Linked DNA regions of Homo sapiens: region 2 is linked to region 1. The links are chromatin loops, found by intact Hi-C in ENCODE. Cell type or tissue: heart right ventricle. All regions are shown on one strand. Links, peaks and the distances in the headings refer to the core of each region. The heading gives the core; the rest is flanking DNA. Region 1 has its middle 100 kb from the start of TJP1. Region 2 has its middle 18 kb from the start of LCIIAR.

The links. Peaks named below come from ENCODE experiments on the same cell type or tissue, not always from the same donor. Only the 100,000 strongest peaks of a DNase experiment are listed, where the experiment ranks them.
Region 2: it touches region 1 in a loop (2.7-fold over the local background); 6 of 110 quality-filtered maps call a loop at or near these places.

The regions. Positions count from the first base shown.
Region 1 is chr15:29,924,943-29,927,861 of GRCh38, reverse strand. It overlaps a transcript of TJP1 not described here. Among named protein-coding and RNA genes, the nearest start is that of TJP1, 100 kb to the right of the region's middle. RefSeq lists a silencer at 1,682-1,976. In heart right ventricle, for the core only: a CTCF peak has its summit at 1,843 (motif pointing right); a DNase peak (open chromatin) is centred at 1,841; H3K27ac peaks cover 804 bases.
Region 2 is chr15:29,691,014-29,693,932 of GRCh38, reverse strand. No RefSeq gene overlaps it. Among named protein-coding and RNA genes, the nearest start is that of LCIIAR, 18 kb to the right of the region's middle. In heart right ventricle, for the core only: CTCF peaks have their summits at 1,009 and 1,215 (motif pointing left); no DNase peak of the experiment used is centred there.

The DNA of each region.
Region 1 (2,919 bases), core at 305-2,804:
TTTAAAGAGTACCCCTTCAGGATCCCAGTCCAAATTAACCAAGCTCCCTGGCTTTCGGGGGCCTTGGATTCCAATTTATGTGCCTTCAGCCCTGGATGGAGTCCTTGTTGCTCAGCGATGCTCTCCAGAATCAGAAGGTGCCCCAAGGGGAAGATGGCCCCATATGCGTGGCTCACCTTCTCAGACCTCCATTCTTCCAGTATCTTGGCTTGGCCATTCTTTACCATCTTCTTGATTCTATAATGCCTTCAAGAAAATATCCTTTATATTTTTTCCAGTTGTGTTCAGAGGGGGAGTTAATCTGAATTATCTCATCCTTCAGTCTCAGAATCTAAATTCCTCCAGTATATTTATTTTTTCCTCTTTTTCTCTTAACCTCTGTGTATCTGCATGTGTCTCTATGGATTTTGTGGGGTTTACTTTTCTTTTTACATGGTCTAAATTTTCATCCAGTTAAGTGGACACATTTTATTTATTTATACTTGTGATTTATGATGTACTTGGATATATTTCTATCATATTTTTCTTTCCTTCCTTTTTTTGAGGCAGAGTCTTGCTTTGTCACCCAGGCTGGAGTGCAGTGCTGTGATCTCAGCTCACTGCAACCTCTGCCTCCCAGGTTCAAACGATTCTCCTGCCTCAGCCTCCTGAATAGCTGGGATTACAGGCATGCGCCACCACGCCTAGCTAATTTTTGTATTTTTAGTACAGATGGGGTTTCACCATGTTGGCCAAGCTGGTCTTGAACTCTTGACCTCAGGTGATGCACCCACCTCACTATCATGTTTTTCTATGCTTTGTATTTACCTTTTGTTCCCTGGGATTTTTATTTCTTTGGGTCTTTAATAATTTCAAATGTACTCATTGTAGAACTTCTATCTGATAATTATATTATCTAGAGTTTTTTTAAATTTCTGTAATTTACACAAGTAGCTTGAATACTAGGGTAATTTTTCAGGCAAGAGTTTTTCTTTTTATCTTTTTAACATTTATTTCAAAACGTGTCAGTCATTTTCACTACTAAAATCCAGAGAAGACACCAAAGTGAAGACAGGATTAGAAAATATGACCAGTGAAAAATAAATGAGAAACAGAAAATATGTCTTGAAAATATTCCTTACAATAAGAAGCAATCAAAAGTAGAAATCAAGATGAAGAAAGTAGAACCAGATTAGGTATTATTAAGTCATTGTCCGTCACACATATTAATTCATTTCTTGTCCCCAAATACTTTTTTTTTTTTTTTTCTGAAATGGAGTTTTGCTCTTGTTACCCAGGCTGGAGTGCAATGGCGCAGTCTTGGCTCACTGCATCCTCCACCTCCCGGGTTCAAGCAATTCTCCTGCCTCAGCCTCCCGAGTAGCTGAGATTACAGGCATGCTCCACTATGTCCGGTTAATTTGTTGCATTTTTTTGTAGAGACGGTTTCACCATGTCGGCCAGACTGGTCTTGAACTCCTGACCTCAGGTGATCCACCTGCCTCGGTCTCCCAAAGTGCTAAGATTGCAAGTGTGAGCTTCTGCGCCTAGCTCTTGTTCCCAAATGCTTCTTTACTATTTGATAGGTTCATGTGGTTGTGGGATTTTTGACTGCTTGTGGGAATAAGGATAAAGATTATGCAGTAAAGCTCTTTTAAAAAAATATCAGCTTTTGCTTATAAACTCTAGACTTATTTACTGTACTTTAAAAGTTCACAAAAACACTTCTATTTCTTTCACCTCATTTTTATCCTTGTTTCTTTGGTTTTCATTAAGTCTGTTGTCTGAGCATAGAGCTTATTCCACTGGGGGGAGTGTGGGTCCTGGCATGGTGAGCTAACTGCTGCACTAGCTGGCGGCTCCCTCCCTCCAAGGCTTGCTGGCCACCAGGAGGTGCTGCTGAGGGGTCTGAAAGTGGCTGTGGGTTAGAGGGGATGCCCAGGCAAACATTATTGGAGGGAAAGATTAAGAGATGGCAGGGAACAGAGGATGCAGGCCACTAGAGAAAGGAGCTAATATGTTTTTTATCTTTCTCTCTGTGACAGTCAAGATCTGCTTGTGTCAATAATGAAAAGCGTTGAACTTTACCCTTTCAGTGTTGAATTTTATGGTCTGTGAAATATCCTTCCATAAAGCTGTAAAAATGGAAGGTCTACCTGTCAGAAGAGCTGAAGGAGAATGTGTCAGAGACTGCTGACCTGCCTATGGACCCAGGAGCCTGCTGACTCAGTGTGACACATACCTTTAAGAACAGCCCATACTAGAAAAAAGGGTGCGTGTATTTGTGTATTTCTAAGAATAATGTCCCAGCCTCTTGGTGAATGCCACGGCTTAGAGGGTGTAACCTCCCTTTTGAAGATGAGGAAACTCAGGTATGGAAGTACTGAGTAGCTTTCTTGAGTAACCAGGAGAAGAAGAGGAGTAGCGCCTGAGTGTCTGCCCTCATGACCTCACCACACACCTGGTGGCAGATGTGCCAGAGTTGTCAGGGCTTCCTGATGCCCTCTGTCCTCAGTCCTCAAAGATGTGGGTGCTATCAGATCCTGGGCTGGAGAGCACTTGCTTCCTCATGCTGTGTGACATCTGGAACATGCTGTGAGAGTAGAATAAGAATTCCAAGTAAAATTATACAGTATATTCTGAAAGAAAGGTAAATTTTGCATACCCAGCCTGCAGAAAGTGTAACAGCTTGTGGTGACCAGGACTGGTTGCTGCCCCTCTGAATCACGCTTTAGACAAGTGGTTGGAAATTGTAGACTGCCACAACCCCTGGTTGTTTGCATAGCATAATCAGCTCTCTGATTATTTCCTGTGACTGGAGTGGGTTCAACAAGAAGATGCTACAGGGAACTGCTGGCACAGGTAGACACAGCCACCATTCCCATGGGATTAGCCTTGCTGTTCACAGCCACTGCATTCTGGGAGACTTCCTGCCCCAGC
Region 2 (2,919 bases), core at 201-2,700, 230 kb after region 1:
GGGTTTTTTTTTTTTTTCTTTGCTGTTTTGAAATTTTATCTTTGTCCTTCAACTCTGTATGCATCTAGCTATAGATCTCTTTCTGTTAATCCTATTTGAAGTTTGTTGTGCTTCACTGGTGTATTTTTCATCAAATTTGGGACTTTCTTGCTATTATTTGTTCAAATATTTCTTCCCTTTTCTCTCTTTTCCTTCTGGGACTTCTATGACATGTATTTGGTATGCGTGATGAGTCCCAAATTTAGGTCTGTTTTTCAGTTTATTTTTCTTCATTTTCTTTTCTTTCTATTCTTCAATTTGGATGGGTTTTATTAATCTCCTTTCAAGTTCACTGATTCTTTCTCCTGCCAAATCAAATCTGCTATTAAACCCTAAATATTTCAGTTATTGTACTTTTCAACCCCAGAATTTCCATTTGATTTTTTTTTTTTTTTACAATACCTATCTTTTTATTGATAGTCTGTATTTGATGAGTCATTGCTCTTAAAAATGGGCTGGGCGCAGTGGCTCATGCCTGTAATCCCAGGACTTTGGGAGGCTGAGGCGGGCGAATCACCTCTCACTTGTTCGAGATCAGCCTGACCAACATGGTGAAACCCTGTATCTAGTACAAATACAAAAAAATAGCCTGATGTGGTGGCATGTGCCTGTAGTCCCATCTACTCCGGAGGCTGAGGCACGAGAATCGCTTGAATCCAGGAGGCAGAGGTTGCAGTGAGCCGAGATCGTGCCACTGCACTCTAGCCTGGGTGACAGAGTGAGACTGTGTCACTCCAAGAAAAAAAAAAAAGTCACATCAAATTAAAAGAAACGGTTTCTTTTAGGTCTTTAAACATTTTATCATAGCTGCTTTGAAATCTTTGTCTACTAAATTCAAACATCTGGGCCCCATCAGACAGTGTCTATTGATAGCTTCCTCCCAGCTTCCTCCCGACTTACCACCCAAATAGGGATCACACTTTCCTGTTTCTTTGCATGTCTCATAATTTTTAAAACTGGACACTTTATGTAATATTGTAGCAACTCTGGATTCTGCTCCTTCCCCTTACCCCCAAGGGACTGTTGCTGTATTTTTGTTTTAGTGACTTCACTGAACAAATCCTGTAGAATCAGTCTCAACCTCAGTGTGCAGCCACTGATGTATCTGTTCAGTTTGGGGTTTTTATTATTGTTGTTGTTGTTGTTATTTTCAACTCTAGCTTCCTCTAGTGGTTGCCTGTGGGTTAGCATATGTGGTCAGCCAATGATTGGTCAAATGTACTTAAACACCTTTAACCACTAAGGCTTCCACGCTTCGCCAGTGGATTTGTGTGTGGTTTAGGGAATGCATTTGGAGTTGAGGCAGTGTTACAAATGTGCCCCAGCTTTCACAGTCTGTCAGGTTTCACATCTCCTCTGCACAGGCACAAGGCCTCATGTTCAGCCAGAGATATATAGTCAACCCCCGGCATCAACAGGGGATTTGTTCCAGGACCCAGAATTTGATCCCACAGATATTAAAACTCACAGATGCTCAATTTCCTTACATAAAATAGAATAGTATTTGTATATAACTTGTGCAGTCCTCTCACAGACTTTAAATCATCACTGTGTTACTTATCATACCTAATACAATGTAAATGCTATATAAATAGTTGTTACACTGTATTGTGTATTTGTATTTTCATTTTTATGGGTACTGAGGTGTACATATTTATGGAGTACATGAGATATTTTGATACAGGCATGCAATCTAATAATCACATCAGGGTAAATGGGATATCCATCACCTCAAGCATTCATTGTTTCCTCATGTTGTAAACATTCCAATTATGCTCCCTCAGTTATTCTAAAATGTACAACTAATTATTGCTGGCTATAGTCACCCTGTTGTGCTATCAAATACTAGATCTTATTCGTTGTATCTAACTATATTTTTGTACCCATTAATCTTTCCCATTTTCCATGCTCCCCCACTACCCCATGTATTATTATTTTTCATTGATTTTTGAGGCAGAGTCTCACTCTGTCACCCAGGCTGGAGTGCAGTGGCACCATCTCGGCTCACTGCAACCTCCCCATCCCAGGCTCAAGCGATTCTCCTGCCTCAGCCTCCCTAGCAGCTGGGACTACAGGCGCCTGCCATCACGCCCAGCTGATTTTTATATTTCATGTAGAAACAGGGTTTCACCATGTTGGCCAGCCTGGTTTTGAACTCCTGGGCTCAAGTGATCTGCTCATCTTGACCTCCCAAAGTGCAGAGACTACAGGTGTGAGCCACCTCCCCTGGCCATTTTTTAATATTTTCAATCCATGGTTGGTTGAATCTGCAAATGCAAGGCTGACTCAATGGATAGCGGGGACTGTGCAGTCTCTCCTGGGTATTGTGCACAGCCCTGCACATGCACCTGGTCTTCCAGACTGCCATGGACATGTGGGCACTTATCAAGGCCCACTATGGTTCTCATTCTCCAAATCTCCCAGATTTCTGGCTAGTCTACTGGTCCGATGTTTGCCCAACTCAGATTACCACATCAGGCTAGCTACAATATTGACCTTTCCCAAGATTGCCACTATTCCTGCTTCAAATCCAGCCAGCCCCACAGGGCAGTAAAGCTGCTGGGCTCCATGGCATGCCCTGCCTAGCAGATTTACACAACTGAGGTGGGAAGTGGGGCTATGAGAAGCCCAGGCAAAAATGCCATTTCTCATGCAGGGGTTTTTTCCTTAAGTAAACATGTCTCAACATGCTGTCTGCTTTTGGCTGTTTTCCAGTCCTGGAATGATGGTTTTGACCATTTTATCCAGTTTTGCTGTTACCTTTTAGGGAGAGGATTTGCCAAACTCTTTACTCTGCCGTTCCAACTCCAGCCTTAGGAGATGTAACATGCATGCATGCATCTGGTCTCCTACCCATATTCCAGTTAGACATTTGACCCA